2 separate regions of the Homo sapiens genome follow, and region 2 is linked to region 1. A link is a loop called in an ENCODE intact Hi-C map of the cell type or tissue named here. Cell type or tissue: ascending aorta. All regions are shown on one strand. Links, peaks and the distances in the headings refer to the core of each region. The heading gives the core; the rest is flanking DNA.

Region 1 (10,422 bases), core at 2,835-6,834:
AGGGAGTTAGCTTTAAAAAGAGAGAGAGAGAGCTTGTTTCTAGAGTATCTGAAAAAGAGAAATTCACATAGTTAATTGGGAACAGATTACTAAGTTACATACAAAATTGGTTAATGCCCTGGAGGGTGGTAAAAATATAACTTTAGAGATATTTTTCCTACCAGGCCAAGAAAAAAATTACTTCATAATAGTTTTTTTACAATTTAGTCTTAAACTTTATAGAACTGTAAATTGTCTAGGTTATCAAACAAAAGTATGTCTCCTGAAAGAACTGTCATATTAGAAAATACTCCAGCACAACATTTTAAAGGAAAATAATCATCAATTTGCTTTAGTACCAAGTTTTTCATAATTTTCCTACCACAATAAATAACTATGTTCCAGTACATAATTTGTCTAACAACAATAATGAAGTGATTTTGCATTGTGAGGAGGAATTAGAAAGACTGTTTTTAAAAATTAGGGGGAAAATGCTAATAGGAAAAGAAGGAAGTAGGCTCATAGTGAAGAGGGAGGACTTGCCTTTGAAAGAGGATAGGAGAAGTGAGAACATAGGGGAAGAAGATGCTCAGATCATCCTGCAGGGTTGCCTCTGTGGCCTCCTTAGAATTCTTTTCCCTATTCTTAGAGCTATGACCCCTCATTCTCTGGGAAGGAGGAGAGGATGGCAAAATGTTGTCCAGGCTTTTCAGAGAAAAGTGATGGAATCCATGCTCTTTGAGACTCCCCCTCTAGGTCCAATGTTTGTTCTTCATGGGTTCAATGCTCCTTTCTTTGTGCTTCCTTAGCTGAACCTAACCTGTTCTCTCTTTCCATCCATAGTGGCGTAGATGTTTACTATGCAGTTACCTTCAATGGTGAGGCCATCAGCAATACCACCTGGGACCTCATTAGCCTTCACTCCAACAAGGTGGAAAACCATGGCCTTGTGGAACTGGATGATAAACCCACTGTTGTTTATACAATCAGTAACTTCAGAGATTATATTGCTGAGACATTGCAGCAGAATTTTTTGCTGGGGAACTCTTCCTTGAATCCAGATCCTGATTCCCTGCAGCTTATCAATGGTGAGTTTGATATCCATCATGAAGTCCTTGTATAGTTTCTTTTCCAGTATGCTCTGGTGTAAACTAATTTCCTGAAATATATAAGGTTCTGACCATTCTCTAGACTTTATGAGACAGGAGCCAACCTGATATGAATGGAGTTTTAGCCATGCAGCTATTTTGGATAGATTAATCCGGGGCTTTCTGGAATATTTGTAGACAAAAGGCCACAGAGTGTGGAAAGTGGCAGTTAGAAGTAGTTTAGAGAAATAGGAGCAAAGCATAAGAAAAAGGAAAGTAGTACTTGGAAGTGTGCATTGAAACAGGCTATAATACTTCCCTGACAACCGAGACATGACCTCTCTGAGGTAAGTCAGCTAGTAAAGGCTTAAAAATCAGAGTGTAGAGAAAAAGGAAGAGCTCAAGAAAGGTCATGGGAGATCTAGGTCAAAGAAGAAGTGATAATGGTTGCCATGCAGAATCTCAGATAATTCAATACTGACTTTAAATTCAGATTGCTGTGGAGATCCTGTTATGATCCATAATGAACAGGTGGATATGACAGATCATGAAGAAGAGGGTGTTTAACCTGGATTTGGAGGCTACAGGGTGCCCAGTCAACCTGGGACTTAAAACTTGCTAAGATTCTGGCTACCAGTATGCAGCATCTTAACTCATCAGGGCCACGGTATCCTGCTAACTCACTTGCTACTTTGCATTTGCTTCTATTCTCCATGATTTCTTTACTCATCGGTAACTTAGCTTTAAAATGTTCAGTGGAATATACGTTATGGAAGTGACAGCATGGGAGAAGTACCAGCTGCTGAGGAGGAAAATCTTCATGTGAGGCAATGCTAATGATGCATTTTTACAGCCTCTCTAGCTCCCACACATTTTAAAGAGGAAAGAGCCTCTGTCCTGTCCTTCCAGGCAGCTACTACCTAGTTCTCTGTGTGTGTGTGTAACAAATAAATAAACAAAAATAGAGAAGCCAGAGAGGCTTGTTGGATTTACATAGGAAGATCAGAAAATTAATAATGAAAGAGAATAGTAGATTTAAAAGGCAAGGTAGGGAAGAACATAGGAATCAAGATTTTTTTGAGTTGGGGCTTGGAAGGAGAATTTTTAGAGAGAGACAAAGAAAAGTCTTGTCTTTCCAGGCAGTTATATGTGTATGTGTGTGTGTGCACATATGTGCATGTGTGTGTGCATTTGTGTGTATGTGTGTGTGTGAGAGAGACAGAGAAAGTGAGAAAGGGAGAGAAAAAAACTTTTAAAAAGATTTTACTGTGTGTGATTTAATCTCTTATTTCCCAAATAAGATATTTTTTTCTTTCTTTCTTTCTTTCTTTCTTTCTTTCTTTCTTTCTTTCTTTCTTTCTTTCTTTCTTTCTTTCTTTCTTTTCTTTCTTTCTTTCTTTCTCTCTTTCTTTTTCTTTCTTTCTTTCTTTCCTTCTTTCTCTTTCTTTTCTTTTCTTTTCTTTTTTCTTTTTCTTGAGAGGCCAGACTAAAACTTTACATTGCTTTCAACTATTTTGGCTGCTGGACTAACGTTTTTTTTAATGTGACACTCTGCTGAGACAGGGTCACAAAGTGGTCTGGGCTTTATATGAATTACATAGGACTTTAAGATGGAGAAATGCTCTCTTCAGTGAATGAGAGTATTATAGAACTATTCATTCTTAAACATTAGGGAGGCTTTATATTTTGGAGCAGTTATCCTGGGCTCACTTCCTTATATACTTCTTTGTCATTGTTGAATCTCTGTTGGAATACTAGGGCTAGATAAAATAGTGAACAGATAAGAAGCTTGTTATAATCTGAAACTGCTGAAGTCCCTCTGGCAATGCTAATAGAGATTAGCCGGGGCTAACCATGGAGATGGCATATGGGCAGAAGATTCTAGGAATCAGGATATTGGGATCAGACAGAGAAAAGATATAGTTAGGAGATCATGACCTAAGGGAGTTAAGAACCTACATTGAGCAGAAGGTGCAAACACCAAGGTCAGTAACTGGAGTGGTAGGAGAATGGCGTGAAGATTAAGGTCTACAATAAACAAAGAGGTTGCTTAGGAAACTATATCCACAAACAGTATTGCAAGATCTTCCTTTTATGTGGAGCCTGTTGGTGGAGCTACTTTCATAAAGGTATCCTAAAAAGAGGTAAACAACTTTCTTAGAATTTGTAAGCAAGTTCAACAAAAGCTTTACAATATCTAGTACCAACTAATTCAAGTGTCTTGGGCTTTCATTAGACATATATTTCAATTACTCAGAATTTTGTCCCTAAAATTTATTGCTATTGTCAGGCCAACTTCAGAGTTCTGAATGGCGGCAGCTTTCTACGTAACTTGATCACTATCTCAAAAGATATGATCCTCCTTGTATTAGTCCATTCTCACACTGCTATAAATAACCTGAGGCTTGGTAATTTATGAAGGAAAGAGGTTTAATTGACTTACAGTTCCACAGGCTGTACAGGAAGCATGGCTGGAAGGCCTCAGGAAACTTAAAATCATGGCAGAAGGTGAAGAGGTGAAGGGGAAGCAAGCACGTCTTACCATGGTGGAGCAGGAGGGAGGTAGGGGAAGAGACTGAGAGAGAGAGAGAGTCAGAGAGAAAGAGACAGAGAGAGAGAGAGAGAAAGTGCCACACACTTTTAAACAACTAGATCTCTGAGGACTCACTTACTATCATGAGAACAGCAAGGAGGAAATCTGCCCCCATGATCCAATCACCTCCCACCAGGCCCCACCTTCAACGCTTGGGATCGCAATTCAACATGAGATTTGGGTGGAGACATAGAGCCAAACCACATCACTCCTTGATCTTGTGGAGCTTATTTTTCATAGAAGACAAGATAATTGTATACATAGTTTTTAAAAGTTTTGGAAAATACTTAAGCCAAATAGGGTTTTTGACTTTTGCTTGATATCTCTATGTGAGGCCAGTGGGAACAGGTGGATAAAGAGACTCTACTTCTGTTTTTGGTTGCATACACCAGATCACTCTCCTGGCAATCCCTTCTTTTTAGCTTTTATTGATTCCCTCTCCCCCGTGGGCAAAATCAGCTACTTCTTTGTCTGTATTACCATACATTGTATACATGCCCCTCATGTTGTTTTGTAATTTGTGTTTATTTCTCTGATATATGCAATGCTTCTAGAAGAGAAACTTGGCTTTATTGATGTTTATAGCCTCAACTTTGGCAAAGCCTGTGGTAACTAGCAAGGATTCATTAAATTTTTGTTGAAATAAATGATATAATCTACTCTCTATGTTGCTCTTTAATATCATTACAGTGACAAAGATTTTTGGTGTCCTAGCTCAGTTTTCAAAGGTACTTTCTTCCCAAAAGGCAATTATTTTTGCATGCTTTTCTACCATTCTTAGCATAAACCAAAGGAATTGAAATTTCAGTACAACTTTTTTACTTAAAAATTAATTTAAAAATAAGCGCTTCATAGGAATCTTGAACAGAATAAAAACTAACTTGAGAAAGGAAAGGAAGTAATAGAGGAGTGTCCTAAATGTGATAATGGGAAGAATCTTTATTTTATGTTAGATTCTTATAATTCAGGCAGATTGTGCTAATATAAATAAAATATCTGAATAAAGTAACAAACATTTTCTAAGTAAGTGTGTCCCGTATTTTCTGCCAAAATCTAAACAATGAAGAGAAAGAACTTGACTTTCAGTTGTCCCTGCACCTCAAATACAATAGGGCCTCATCTAAAAATGTTCTTTAATATTGTTCTTTCCTCAGTGAGAGGAGTTTTGCGTCACCAAACTGAAGATCTAGTTTGGAACACCCAAAGTTCAAGTCTTCAGGCAACGCCGTCATCTATTCTGGTATGTTTTTATGTTTTATGCTAGAACCAGGCCCTCAAGCTTCTCTTCTTTCTTCCTGCACCTGCTTACTTTGGCATTATAAATTTCCCAAGCTGTTCTCATTTCAATTATTCTCTTGCATCATCCCTAGACCATTACTCATAGCTGTCAGCTCATGGGTACCAAGTGTTGGTTCAGAAAATTTAAGCCTTCTGCAGTGATTAAATAAAGTCTGCATTGCCAAACTCCACACAGGGTAGAAACCTTATTTATGGTTCCTACTTGTTCAGTGATAATTAGGCTATTAAGTGCCCACTGATTGTTCTCTGAGAGTTACCCAGAAATAGATTTTATAGCCAACATGATAAATTGATGTACTAGGTATAGAGCGTAGATTTTTTGTTTCAAGGATTATAGTGAAAAAATGATTAAACTCCAAAACACATAGAACAGTGTGTGTATGGAAGGGAGAGAAAGAATATCATCCACTAGCTGACAGATGACAGGGATTCTAAATCAGGCCTCCTTGTAACCTGGACTGAAAACATTCCCGCTTGCATAGAAACAGCATGGGATGAACTTTCCTTTTTGTTCTTACCACCCAGATGCATCAGGAATTCCTCTTCCCCCTCTAAACCTCCACTTGCCACTTCACTTGTAGGGAGTTACATAGTAGAAAAGAAACAGCATAGTTTAAACAACAATGATAACATCTACAACTAAAAACCACTACAGAATTACTTGTCTACAATGAATACAGGAATCTTTTGTTATCATATACAAACAGTAGGGGGACTCCCTTGTCATCTACATTCCTTGCTTTTCTTCCCTCTTAAAATTTATTTTCTGTCTCATATCAGCTATTTGAATTACTTGTTTCTCGACTTTAATGGAGCGATGGAAATTCAGAAAGCCTGCCCTTAATTCATGTAACCATTAATCTCTGCAGCCATTTCTTCTACTAGGTTATAGAGCAACTCAATATTACAATGTAGAATTACTAAAAACAATCTTTTCACTGAGTTACATATTAGACAAAATAGGTTAGAAGAGATTTACAGAGAGTACATTCATTTGGTGTGTATTTATTCATTCACTTATTCATTCATTCAAATATGTTTGTTTTGTGCTTTCCATGTGCCAAGTGCTTGTGAAACTAAGACAAATAAGGTGTGGCTCTGCCTACACAAATTTCTAGTCTGGTGGTAGTAGACAGATTTCTAAACAAGGTGATGCAGATATTGTCCAAGAGGTCCATCCAGGGTCCAGTGGCAGGGAGTGATGACAGCGCCACTACTCTCTGCTTTTAATCACATTCTCTAACCACAGGAGGAGCTTTGTGATGATATTTTAGAATCATATTGTAAAGATGAGAATTTGTATATAAGCCAGAGGCTGCAAACTGGAGACTAGCTGGATCCAACTATAGACACGCAGCTTGGGACCAAATTTTAAAAAATAAGTCAATATTTTAAAACTAGGAGATTTTTACATAAAAATGTAGATTTCTGGCTTCTTTTGAACACCAGGAAGATCTGCTACTCTGAAGTTCATATTCCCTTGTGGCAGAAAGTGGCTGGAGCTTGTGGCTGCCGCTTAATGATGGCAAGCACCAATAGGGCTCACTTGTTCATTTACGTTGCAGTGCTTTCATTTGCATTGACGCCAACTCCTTTCTTTTTTGAATAGTGATTACTGTAGGACAATCATTAACAATTGAAGGAGACATCAGAACGTTAATGGGAGATAAGACATGAAAACAAGGAATGATTAATTAGAAATGTCTAGTTACTACTTTCTTTTTAATTTATTCCTTCCCTCCCTTTCTTCATGCCCTTGCCAATTGTTAGCAAGATTTTACTCTACCATAGAAGTGAGGTGGGTTTTTTCCCCCCAGATCTTATTTTTAAAAATTATTTTATATACAGAGCTGCCATAATTGTATTACTAGTCATTTTATTGTTTTTATTATTAGTAATAAAGGCTTTATTCAAAGAGTTAAAAAAAAAGTTATTTTAGAGCTAGGAATGTTGGGAAATTGAATTTGACACTTTTCTGGCACCCTGACTTGGAAAATCACTTGTACAGTGTGCTTTCTTTAGGACTAACAAACTTTTCAATTGGCGGTAGCAGAAATGAAACTGGCCAATATAATAAAGTTGTCAATATACTACATTGAACTAAAAGAATGCACAAGTTAAATTTGTTACTACGGGAACATCTATGGATAGAAAAATTAATGAAGGGCTATTCCTGGCATGTATGTGTTAACCTTTCAAAATGTATAGGAAAGCTTCATTGCCATGCCATTTTTTAGGGAATATTTATCCTGGAAGGGATGGTCTTTCTTCTTTATTTGAAAAGTCAAGTTGTTTACTTTCACATTTTATGTTGCCTGTTAGTGACTTGACTTTTTAAAAGATTTTATGTATTGTTTTACTTTTAATTTTTATGAAGTGAAAAGGCATTTTGTTTACAGATATACTGAAATGGTATATTACTGCTTGAGGATTTCTTTTTCATTGAGGATTCAGCTGCTTTCCTAATGTGTGCCAGGTTATGCGCTCTGTCTGATAAAACTCAATTTCTTAAGCATGGCTTGAAGGGCTTAAGCTATCTCACATGAATTTTTTTTAAGGTACATTTGGAATTTGCAAGAATATATGAGTAGCTTTAACACATCTCTGGAAGTAGTTTTAGACAATTAAAAGGAAAAAAGTTAATTCCCTCTTATGGTATGATCATCATCATTGTAACTACTTTATTGAAGAACAGAACTTGGTATTGAGCAAATGGCCTTCTTTCCCCTGACTACATATGTAGTTTTCAATCCTAGAAAAATAAAGGGGAAGGCTGGAAAGTTTTTTCTATGTAAATAGGCTCCATATTCCATAGAGCAGGTATTTGAATATTAGGAGATGGCCTCCCACACTCCCTATCTGTGTTGACCTGGGTCTTATAAACCTGTGGAATATGCTAACCCAAATGAGAGCATGGACTGCCAAGTCTGTTTGCTCTAGTTTCTCCTCTGAAAATCCTTTTATCACTTGGGAATATATACTTGTAGAGACCTCTGGATGAATAGCTGTTAGTGGGAAAAGCACTGGCACTGAGAAATCTAGAGACTTGGCTGCTTCCAGTCTGTTTTTTTCTCTTTTTTTGTGTGTCCTTGAGCATTTCACTTCTATGATCCTCAGTTCTCTAACAGGCATGGTTGTACTACATGTGTTCTTGAGTCCTTCTAAGTGTAAAATGTGATAATTTTGTTATGTTCACATACATGTGCATGCTCAGCCCCTCTTCCCAACGTAAGATTTTTCCAAGCCAAAGGATGGCCTCATAAAGCACATGAGCAAGACAAGAGCTGATGTTTTTACTTAACTTTTTGCCTTTCACTTTCTGGACTTTAATTTGTTGTCTTCCATTTCTCTGGAAATGAACTCTTGCTCTATCTCCTATGTTCTTGAGGACTCAGAATAACTTAGACCCTCTAGGCAGAAATATGAACCAGCTTTATGTCTATTTGGTGCTAAGTTATGTAGGAGCACTCTGCACACAGGTCAGCAATTGCAAGCCACCTCTACTGAATAGAGTTATGTAAGGTTAACAGTACTCCTGGTAATTCCATGGTGTTTTTTTGAGACAGCGTCTTGCTCTGTCACCTGGGCAGGAGTGCAGTGGTGTGATCATAGCTCACTGAAGCCTCAAACTCCTTGGGTTCAAGTGATCCTCCTGCCTCAGCCTCCAGAGTACTATAGGAATGCACTATAGGAGTGCACCAAGGCACCCAGCTATTTTTTTTTATTTTATGTTTTTCGTAGAGACAGAGTCTTACTCTGTTTCCCAGACTTGCGTGCTCCTAAAGTTTACTAGAAAAGTGCGAGAAGTCATCTCTCCAATTAGATCTTTTTTTTTTTTTTTTGACATGAATCATGAAACATGTCATATTATCCTCAGGGTCACTTCTGTTAGGGGATTCCCCAGGAGGGAATTTTGTGTCCTCAGATCATTTGATGATGGCCTCTGGCTTCCTCTTTCTTTACAGATGTCTTGCTTTTTCTCTCATACATTTCATGTCAACAGATTCAGAAGATTTGGTTATTAGACTCCAGTCTAATTCCTAGATATATCTTGCTTCTATTTCTTTTTTTTTTAACCAAAGCTACATTGCCAAAAATGTTTGCTAACATTGCATCATATACTTTTTATCACTTTTCTTTTCCCTTTCCAGATTTTTATTTTCTGGCTAAATTTACATTTAGCCAGAATGATATCATTTTTGGTTCATGTTGTTGTTTTAAGTGATTCTCATTCCTTATTTGCTGGGCATTTATATTTCATTTTGGATTGTCTAATCACTTTTTGACAGAAATGACTTAAACTTTAATGGATTTTTAAATGCACTGTATTATAAAATGATGGCACATTTGCATAATATCACTCATCCAGGGTCTCAACAGTAACAGAATCATCTAGAAGAATCTACCAATGGAGATGTGGATAGGGTTAAAGGAGCAAAAAAAGAATGTTGAGGTATGCAGAGACTAACAACAGTGGGAAGCAATTGCCACTACCATCCATTGGATTACAGAGGAAGGAGAGGAAATGCTGTTACTAGAGCCCACTGACAGCTGGAGCTGTAATTGTGGAGGGAGAAGCACAGCTATGCTAGACACAGAGTATTGAGGCTTGGCGGAAGCAGGGAAGAAATACCCTGACCTCTCCTTCCTCTTGTCGTTTGATCTGCTTATGTTTCCCATTGGCCAAACTCAAACAGAAAACAAATGCAAGGGAGCAGGGGTGGTGCAGATCACAGGGGTCAGCCTCCTAGGGCAGAGGGCAGGAAGAGAAGGATCTGAAGTGGTGGTGACAAATACAGAATAATCAGCATGGTGACCCACTTAAAATAGGAACCAATGAAAACAACATGGACAAGGCAGGAAATGATGTTGTAATTGAGTTCCACAAAAGAAAATAAGATTGTTAGACAGAGTGCTTTTAGTTTTAAGATGGTAGATGAAACTGTGGGTAACACTCTATAGAGCCAATGACTTTCTGTTATTACCATCTTTCCTGTGCATTTGTCACTAGGGGAAGGGACAAAGTAGGACATGCCTGGTGGTTTCTTGCCTCATGGTCCCTCCTCTGTGATTGGGAGAGTGTGTAGTTCAAAGCCTTCTCACACAGATCTTTGACAGAGAGACAAGGGGCACTGTGAAGACAAAGCATAAAAGACTAATTAGGCCTTGTGTATTAATCTGTTTTCACGCTGCTGATAAAGACATACCTGAGACTGGGCAATTTACAAAAGAAAGAGGTTTAATGGACTTACAGTTCCATGTGGCTCAGGAGGCCTCACAATTATGGCACAAGGTGAAAGGCACGTGTCACATGGTGTTAGACAAGAGATGAGCTCTTGTGCAGGGAAACTCCCCTTTATAAAACCATCATATCTCATGAGACTTATTCACTATCACGAGAACAGCAACGGAAAGACCTGCCCCCATGATTCAATCCCCTCCCACCAGGTCCCTCCCACAACA
Region 2 (10,422 bases), core at 3,174-7,173, 58 kb before region 1:
TGACTAACAATTTTGAGCATTTTTTTTACATAATTATCTGTCATTTATATATCTTTTTTTAGTGAGGAGTCTATTTGAATATTTTGCCCATTAAAAAATGGGTTGCTTGTCTATTATTGAGTTGTAATAGTTCTTAATGTGTTCTAAATTTAAGTTCTTTGTCAAACATATATTTTGCATACATTTTTCTTGCAATCTGTAGCTTGCCTTTTCTATTTTCTTGATGATGTATTTTAAGGAGCAGAAGTTTTAACATTTGATAAAGTCAAATTTATCAGGCTTTTTGGGGGAGCATCCTTTTAGTTTTTGATCTTAGTTTGCTAACCCAAGATCACAAAGTTTTTTCTTTCTCAGTCTTTTCCTGTAGAATTTTTACAGTTTTTAGGTTCTAGACTTAAAACTGTAATCTTCTTTAATTTTTGATTATGACATATGGATCAAAGTTAATATTTTTATATGCATAGCTAATTGTTCCAATACCATTTGTTAAAAAAAGATTATCCTTTCTTGGCTTTGCACCTTTGTTGAAAATCAGTGTTTATATATGGTGGATCTATTTCTGCCCTCTTCATTCTGTTCCACTTATTTGTCTATTTTTATGCCAATACCATAGTGTCTTATTTACTGTAAGCTTTATTATAGGTCTTGAATCAGATAGTCAAGTCCTCCAACCTCTGTTTTTTTTTCAAATTTGTTTGGTTATGCAGTCTTTTATATTCCATATAAATATTAGAATCAGCTTACCAATTTTTACAAAAGGGCTGCTGAAATTTTGATTTGGATTGTGTTTCATTCTATAGATCAGTTTGGGGAGAATTGCCATCTTAATACAGATTGACTATTTCTTATCCAAAATGCTTGGGACCAGAAGTGTTGTGGGTTTCAGATTTTCCTGGATTTGTGAATATTTGCATAGACATGAGATATCTTGAGAATGAGACTGAAATCTATACACAGAATTCAGTTATGTTTCGTATACACCTTATACACTTATCTGAAGTAATTTTATACCATATTTTTGATAATTTTGTGCACGAAATAAGTTTTTGTACATTTAACCATCAGAAAGCAAAGGTGTCACTATTTCAGGCACCCACGTGGACAGTCTGTAGTTGTTTGGCATCATCATCGTCCCTGACTCTGAATTTACATTCTACAAAAAAACAATAATTTTCTTACACTTACTTACATATCAGTACTTCACAGTAAAAAATATGCTATACTGTTAGTACAGTGAAGAAGAATGTGTTCAGGGTACTAAACAGAACAGTGGCATCACCAGAATACCTGCCTCAGCTGTTAAACAACAGTAACAACAAACAATGGCAGGCTTCTAGTTTCTTTCTACAATTCTGTGTTTCGATTAAAGGTTATTGTACAACATACTTTATTTATTACTGTTGTTCGTGTGTCTGGTCTGCATGGGTGCCATTTTATGACCCCTTGTAGGTATGCTTGGTGGAGTAATCTGGACATGGGCAGAAAAGATATAACACAGCTGAAGGGAGCTGGGAGAGTCTTTTTTCCCTTGGGTACTCTTGTCTAGTGAGCCTGCATTTTGACTGTCACCCATCAAAAGAGGTCAGGTGTGGAATTTGCTACTTGTGGTATCATGCTGGCACTCAAAAAGTTTCATATTTTGGAGCATTTTGGATTTTTGGATTAGGGATGTTCAACCTATATTGAGTCTTCTGATCTATGAACATGATATATCCCTCCATTTATTTAGGTCATCTTCAGTTTCTTTCAGGAATGTTTTCTGATTTTTATTCATTCATTTATTCATTTGTTAATTTACACATGAAATCTTATTTATACTGATTCTACCAGGTATAGTATTAACCACAATAATTAAAACACTGTAGAGTGTGCAATAGTAAAGGTTTGTACAAAGTGTATATGTGGGAAGGACACAAGTGGGAATGGCCATCCATGCCTGGGGTGATAGAAGTTAGTTAACCTGGATTTCGAAGAATGAGTTGGCATTTTCCAATGAATCAGAGTGGGAAACAGCCCATGGAAGGTTTCAGGACCCAAACGCTGGGTATAGTTTCATTTGTTTAAAACTTACTATACAAGTTTAGAGTCCTAGGGAGTGAAGCCATCCACAGCCCATACTTGACTGATATATATGGTTACCAGATTTAGCATATAAAAATGCAGGACACCCAGTTAAATTTCAATTTCAAATAGACAACAAATAATCTTTTTAGTGTACGTATGTCCCATGCAATATTTGAGCCACAGGGCTATGCAAATCTGAGTCTGAGATACAAGTTTATTGGCTGTTTGTTTTTAGGAATATTATTCAATTTGTTAAAATCTTAGTTTCCTCACCCTTGAAATGGGAATAATAATAATATAAAATATATTTAAAGGTTTTAGTGAATTTGGCTAAGAGTTCTAGGGCCATTGTAGATCCCAAATAAATGACAATGTTATTGATTGAATGGAAGGAACATATAACCAATGTTTAGTGTATGGATCTTGCATATCTTTTATCAGATTTATTTATAAGGATTTCACATTTTTTCATCTATTATTAGTGATATTTTAAAAAATGTAATTTCTGATTATTCCTTGCTAGTATATAGAAATACAACTGATTTTTGTATATTGGCCTTTTATCCTGCAACTTTGCTGAACTCACTTACCAGTTCTAGTAGCTTTTTTGGGTATATTCCTTAGGGCTTTCTACATAGATAATTATTTCATCTACAAATATGGTTATACTACTTAACAATTTCTATGCCTTATATTTCTTTTTCTTGCCTTATTGCACCAAAATGGACTATTCCATATGCTTTGGGCTCCACAATTCTGAAAGGAAAATATATTACACTAAAAAAAGATAATTCCATGCTGGATTTCTGGATTCCTAAGTTTTAGATAAGACACAGCTGGAGATCTAGTAGAAGGATTAAAGACAGGTTAAATGCTGGCATTTTCTTCAGAATATTATAACATTTTTCCCTTCCACCACTAGTTTCCAGGGCAGGTTATTTCTGCTAGAAGAGAGCCCATTTGTACATCTTCTCAAAATAGAAAGCTCTCTTCAGAAGTTACCAAAGGCTATAATATCCTTATTTGACAAGGATGGGAATTCTGAACTGTTTAGTTACAGGCCAAGTAGTGAAGTATGCAGTATTTATCAGTGATGGAATTTTACCTTCCTTAGTACCTCTTTGCCTGGAGGTCATGCTGATTTTGCTCTTCTCTCTTCTGCCTACAGTGTCCTATCTAGGTTTCTCCTTTCTGAGCTGTGCAAATGCTTCAGAACATGTAACCATTCTGAATCCTGTTATTCCAAGTTAGTTAGTTGAACCTTCTTGTCAGATAGCTCCTAATTGAAAAGCCATTGGATTAAGCATGCATTCCCTTTCCAGAGGGAATTGCATTTTTTACAGCTTTTATTGGGATGTAATTCAAGTTTGATACAATTTACCCATTCATACTACAAAATTAAGTGGCTTTTTAGTATATTCACAGATATACCAAATCACCACAGTCAGTTTAAGAACATTTTTATCACCTCAAAAAGAAACATGTGACCCTTTAGCTATCATCCTTTTATCCTTTTATCTCCCTTCCCCCTCTTCCCAGGCCTAAGTAAACGCTAATCTACTTTCTGTCTTTACAGAATTGTGTATTCTGGATATATCATAAAATAAGATCGTATAATATATGGTCTTTTGTGACTGGCTTCTTTCACTTTGCATATTATTTTCAAAGTTCATCCATGTTGTACATGTATCAGTACTTTATTCCTTTTTATGGTCCAATAATATTTTAGTGTATGGATAGATCACATTTGTCAGTCAATGGGCATTTACATTGTTTGCATTTCTCTTAGGTATTTATCTAGGAGTAGAATTTCTGGGTCATATAGTAACTTTATAACTACATGAGGAACTGCCAGACTAATTTCCAAAGTGATTGTACTGTGTTATATCCCACCAGCAGTGTATGGGGGTTCTGATTTAGTCATATCTTTGCCAGCAATGTTTTCCTTTTTTTTAAAAAAAGTATAACCATTCTTATAGGTTTGAAATGATGTCTCATTGTGATTTTGATTTACATTTCCCTAATGATTAATAACGTTCAACTTTTCATATGCTTATTTATCATTTGTATATCTTCCTTTGAAAATGTCTGTTCAGAACTTTGCCCATTTTTAAATTATGTTATTTGTCTTTTTATTATTGAGCTGTAATTTATTTATTCTGGCTATAAATCCCTTATCAGATAAATGATTTGAAAATATTTTATCCCATTCTGTAGGTTGTTTTTCACTTTCTTGATGGTATCTTTCATGCACAAAAGTTTTTTATTTTGATGAAGTCCAATTTATCTATTTTTTTGAGCCTTTGGTGTCATAACTAAGAATCCATTGCTGAACCTGAGGTCATAAAGATTTATTCCTGTATTTCTTTCTAAGAGTTTTATAGTTTTGGTGTGTACGTTTAAGTTTTTCATCTATTTTGAGTTGATTTTTTTTTGTATATGATGTAAGGATCTAAATTTATTAGTTTGCATGTGGCTATCCAGTTCTCCAAGCACCATTTGTCGAAAAGGCTATTCTTTTCCACTGAGTGATATTAGCACTCTTGCTGAAAATCACTTGACCATGACACATGATTTATTTCTGGACTCTCAATTGTATTCCATTGATTTATATGTCTATTCATGTGCCAGTTCTGTAGTCTTTGCTTTTAGTATGTTTTGAAATTAGGCATGAATTCACCATCTTTGTTGTTTTTAAAGATTACTTTGGCTATTCTAGGTCCCTTGCAATTCCACATAAATTTTATAGTAAGGTTGTCAGTTTCTACAAAGAAGTCAGCATGTATTCTGATAACATTGCATTGAATGTGTAAATCAGTTTGGAGATAATGCCATCTCAACAGTGTTAAATGTTCCAGTCTATAAATATGGGACGTTTTTCCATTTATTTAGGTCTTTATTTTTTAAAATAATTTTTTGGTTCTCAGAGTATGTTTTGCATTTTGGGAGACTTAGGTTTATTCCTAAGCATTTTAATCTTTTTGATGCTTTTGCATACATACTTGTTTTCTTATGTTCATTTTTTGATTGTTCATTGCTATCATACAGGCATACAACTGATTTTTGTATATCAGTTTTATATCCTGCAACCCTGCTGAACTTGTTTATTAGTTCAAATAGTTTTAAAGTGGATTCCTTAGGTTAGGCTTTCCTAGATACAAGCTCATGTCATCTGTAGACAGATGTAGTTTTACATCTTTTCCAATTTGGCTGCCTTTTATTTCCTTTTCTTGCCCAATTGCCCTGGTTAGAACCACTGATTTTCACTTTTTTTTTTTTTTACCTAGTTGTAGTAGATTTTCCTAAGCAAATGTTTCTTCATTAGTCATGTGCCCCTAGGACCATTTCCAGAGCTTTAAATGATTGTTTTCAAAATGATTTTTGCCCATTTCTCTTGGGGGTGGATCTGTGTAGCCCCTCACTCTTCATGCTGGAAATGGGACTCTGGCAATTGAATTTGAATAGACTACAAGGTATAAAAGGGTTAAATGTAACTTAAAAGAATGAATTTCTATGGAGTATTTTAGACAAAGCATTGAACTACTGAGAGAGCTTTTTATAGGAGGTGGGGAAACATTGCCCAAAGCATAATTTATAGGAGACAGCTTGTGCTATTCTGTGAAGCTAGGAGTGAGGTCAAGGGGAGGTCTGCTATGAAGCCTGGTGATTTATATCACTTCTGGAAGCTCTCCCATATTCCTTCCAACTACATTTCTTCGGCACACAATAATGTTTTTCTAAGATTTTATGAAAACATTTTAAACAGAAAAGTGAAAGAATGATGTCGTAAACACTCATATTCTCACAGCTTAGTTCTACAGTTAACATTTTATTATGTTTGCTTTATTATGTGTCTATCTCTGTAACCATCTTTTTTTTTTTTTTTTTTTTTTTTTTTTTTGAGACAGGGTCTCACTTTGTCACCCAGGCTGAGGTGCAGTGGTGTGATTACACCTCACTGCGTACTCGATCTCCCTGGGTTCAGATGATCCTCCCACCTCAGCCTCCGGAGTAGCTGGAACTATAGGCACGTGCCACCATGCCCGGCTAATTTCTTTGTAATTTTCGTAGAGACAAGATATCGTTGCCCAGGCTAATCTTGAACTCCTGGGCTCGAGTGATCTGCCTACTTTGGCCTCCCAAAGTGCTGGGATTACAGGTGTGAGCCACCATGCCTAGCTTAACCATCTAATCCTTTAAATGTATTTCATAAGTTGAAGACATCAGTGCAATTCCCTCTAGATATTTCAGTATGAGTATCATTAACTAGAGCTCAATATTTGTTTACTTTCTTAAAGGTGAAATTTACAGAGTGAAATGCATAAATCTTATATGTACTACTTGGTGACTTTTGACTAATACACACTAACCCCAACCTCTCTTAAGTTTTAGGGTATTATCACCCCAGAAAGTTCTCTTATACTCCTTCCCAGATACTTCCCATTCTAGTATGTGACCACTCTTTGAACCATTTTTAAACTCATAGATTATTTTCACTTTCCTAGGACTTTATATAAATAGAATAGTATGTGCTCTTTTGTGTAATGCTTCTTTCACTCAGCCCATTGAGATTCATCCATGTTGTTGCATGAATTAGTAATTTCCTTTTGATTCCATTATATGGCCATTTGTTTATTTTTCTATTGATGGATACTTGGGTTGTTTTCATTTTTAAGTTATTATGAATAAAGTTGCTCTGGCATTGAACATAAATCTTTCTGTGGATATATGCTTACAGGAATACCTAGGAGGAAATTGCTGGGTCATAGGTGATATGGTTTGGCTGTGTCCCCACCCAAAATTTCATCCTGAGTTATAATCCCCATATGTCGGGTGTGGGACCTCATGGGGGGAGATTAGATCATGGGGGGTGGTTCCCCCATGCTGTTCTTATGATAGTGAGCAAGTTCTCATGAGATCTGTGGCTTAATAAGGGGCTTTCCCACGTTTAAGTGGAATTTTGTGGAATTTTGAACTTGAGAGAGAGCACTTCTCTATCCCGATGCCATGTGAAGAAGGATGTGTTTGCTCCCCCTTCCACCATGATTGTAAGTTTCCTGAGGCCTCCCCAGCCATGCAGAACTGTGAATAATTTAAATCTCTTTCCTTTATAAACTCTTCAGTCTTGGATATTTCTCCACAGCAGCATGAGAATGGACTAATACAGCAAATTGGTACCAAGGAGTAGGGCATTGCTGTAAAGATACCCAAAAATGTGGAAGCAACTTTGGAACTGGGTAACAGGCAGAGGTTGGAAAGGTTTGGAGGGCCCCGAAGAAGACAGGAAGATGTGGGAAAGTTCAGAACTTCCTAGATACTTGTTGAATGTTTTTGACCAAAATGCTGATAGTGATATGGACAATGAAGTCCAGGCTGAGGAGGTCTCACATGGAGATGAGGATCTTGTGGGAACTGGAATAAAGGTGACTCACTATGTCTTAGCAAACAGACTGGTGGCATTTTGTCCCTGCCCTAGAGATCTGTGGAATTTTGAACTTGAGAGAGATGATTTAGGGTATCTGATGGAAGAAATTTCTAAGCTGCAAAGCATTCAAGAGGTGACTTGGGTGCTGTTAAAAGTGTTCAGATTTATATATTCACAAGGATATGGTTTGGAATTGAAAGTTATGTTTAAAAGGGAAGCACAGCATAAAAGTTTAGAAAATTTGCAGCCTGACAATGTGATAGAAAAGAAAACCCATTTTCTGAGAAGAAATTCAAGCTGGTTGCAGAAATTTGCATAAGTAGTAATAAGCCAAATGTTAATCACCAAGACAATGGGGAAAATGTCTTCAGGGCATGTCAGAGGTCTTCACAGCAGCCCCTCTCATAACAGGCCCAGAGGCCTAGAAAGAAAAAATGGCCAGGCCCAGGGCCTTGCTGCTTTATGCAGTTTCTGGAGTTGGTGCCCTGTGTGCCAGCCATGGCTAAAAGGGGCCAACATAATGCTCAAGCTGTTGCTTCAGAGGGTGCAAGCCCCAGGCCTTGGCAGCTTACATGTGGTGTTGGGCCTGCAGGTGCACAGAAGTCAAGAATTGAGGTATGAGAACCTTCACCTAAATTTCAGAGGATGTAGTGAAATGTCTGGATGTCCAGGCAGAAGTTTTTTGCAGGGGTGGAGCCCTCATGGGGAACATCTGCTAGGGCAGTGTGGAAGGGAAATGTGGGGTTGGGGCCCCACACAGAGTCCCCACTGGGGCACTGACTAGTGGAGCTATGAGAAGAGGGTCACTGTCCTCCAGACCCCAGAATGGTGGATCAACCAACAACTTGCACCATGCACCTGAAAAAGCCAGAGACACTCAATGCCACACTGTGAAGGCAGCTGGGAGGCGGGCTGTACCCTGCAAAGCCACAGCAGTGGAGCTGCCCAAGACTGTGGGAGTCCACCTCTTACATCAGTGTGACATGGATGTGAGACATGGAGTCAGAAGAGATCATTTTGGAGCTTTAAGATTTCACTTAATTTTGGCCAATTTTGGCCAATTTCTCCCATTTGCAACAGGTGTATTTACCCAAAGTCTGTACCTCCGTTGTATCTAGGAAGGAACTAACTTGCTTTTGATTTTACAGGCTCATAGGTGGAAGGGACTTGCCTTGTCTCAGATGAGACTTTGGACTTGGACTTTTGGTTAATGCTGGAATGAGTTAAGACTTTGGGAGACTGTTGGAAAGGCATGGTTGTGTTTTGAAATGTGAGGACATGAGATTTGGGAGGGGCCGGGGCAGAATGATACAGTTTGCCTGTATCCCCACCCAAAATCTCATCTTGAATTTTAATCCGAATTGTAATCCTTATGTGTTGGAGGCAGGACCCTGTGGGAGATGATTAGATTATGGGAGTTGTTCCCCCATGCTGTTTTCATGATAATGAGCAAGTTCTCACATGATCTGATAGCTTTTTAAGGGGCTTTCCCCCACTTCACTCAACATTTCTTTCTCCTGTTGCCATGTGAAGAAGGATGTGTTTGCTTCCCTTCCACCATGATTGTAAGTTTCCTGAGGCCTCCCCACCCATGTGGAACTGTGAGTCAGTTAAATCTCTTTCCTTTATAAAGTACCCAGTCTTGGGCATTTCTTCATAGCAGCATGAGAATGGACTAATACAATAGGATTGGTGTATATTTTGTTATATAAGAAACAATTAACATTTATTTCAAAGTGGTTATACTATTATACATTCCTACCAAAAATGAGGCTTTTGGTTGCTCTGCATTTTTGCCAAATTTTGGTGTTGTCCATGTAAAAATTTCAGTCATTCTTGGTTTGTGTGTGGATACTTTAATTTGAATTTCTCTGAAAAATGAATGATGGTGAACAGTTTTTCACATACTCATTGGCTATTTTTATCTCTTCCTTTGTGAAGTATATATTCCAGCCTTTTACCTATTGTAAAAATTAGGTTGTTTGTTTTTTTGTTAGGGAGTTGTAGGAATTATTTCAGTGCCCTAAATACCAGTTCTTTGGCAGATATATGTATTTGGAATATTTTCTGCCAGATATGTGGTTTGCCTACTCATTTTTATTAACAGTATCTTTTGATAATCAGACACTTTTTAGTTTTGATGAATTCTAATTTATTGTTTTTTTCTTTCATAATTGTTGCTTTCTGTGTACTGCCTATAAAATCTTTGTCTATCCTCAAGTGATGTAGATATTCTTCTATGTTTTATTTTAGAAACTTCATAGTATTAGCCCTAATATTTCAAATCATTTTTTGTGTATAGTATGAAGAAGGCATTGAGATTTATTTTTTCTTTCCCTATGGGTAGATAGTTATTTTTTTCAAACATTGTTTTATACTTTCTCTGAATCACTTCATTTCATTACCAGACATTATAGACATTCACTTTTTGTTAGTTTTTACTGACCCAGACTTTTCACCTTTGCATTGTCTTTTGGAATTTACTTTAATTTTCATTTCGAAGTTTTAAGAAGAAGAAATGAAAAACAATGATCTACAAATAGTTCAGCTCTGCCTCAGTCAGTGCCCGCTGTATGCTGTATGGTCAGAAGTTCTTAATAACAATAATAAGGATACAGGTAGTTCACTAAAAGACAAATTAAGTTTGTAATGAAAGGTTTGGTTTAGCCCTAAAACCCAATTGATAGAGAAACTTTCAATACTCATACATTTCATAATCTGTTAAAGCTTAAGAATTTTTTTGGCTTAGACTATCTTCTTCTACCAAATAACTATTGGACAATTAGAATTGAACACGATAATAACATATGATATTCATGTAGCACTTTGCAATTTGTAAAATACTTTCACAGATAAGATAATAAGGCAGTAATTATTTATCCTGTTAAAAAGAGAGATGAGTCAATTGAAGCTTTGAATAGTTAGGTAAGTTA

The links. Hi-C counts contacts between places; a loop is a spot of excess contacts. Peaks named below come from ENCODE experiments on the same cell type or tissue, not always from the same donor. Only the 100,000 strongest peaks of a DNase experiment are listed, where the experiment ranks them.
Region 2: a loop joins it to region 1, with 5 times the contacts of the local background. A loop is called at or near these places in 2 of 110 quality-filtered maps.

Annotation. Positions count from the first base shown.
Region 1 is chr3:101,248,174-101,258,595 of GRCh38, reverse strand. It overlaps IMPG2 (interphotoreceptor matrix proteoglycan 2), which reads left to right. Exons shown (of 19, transcript NM_016247.4): 10 at 823-1,067; 11 at 4,815-4,900. Among named protein-coding and RNA genes, the nearest start is that of IMPG2, 67 kb to the left of the region's middle. In ascending aorta, for the core only: no CTCF peak of the experiment used is centred there; a DNase peak (open chromatin) is centred at 4,895; H3K27ac peaks cover 2,583 bases.
Region 2 is chr3:101,306,103-101,316,524 of GRCh38, reverse strand. The region is part of intron 2 of IMPG2 (interphotoreceptor matrix proteoglycan 2); the gene reads left to right. Among named protein-coding and RNA genes, the nearest start is that of IMPG2, 9.3 kb to the left of the region's middle. In ascending aorta, for the core only: no CTCF peak of the experiment used is centred there; no DNase peak of the experiment used is centred there; H3K4me3 peaks cover 910 bases; H3K27ac peaks cover 1,950 bases.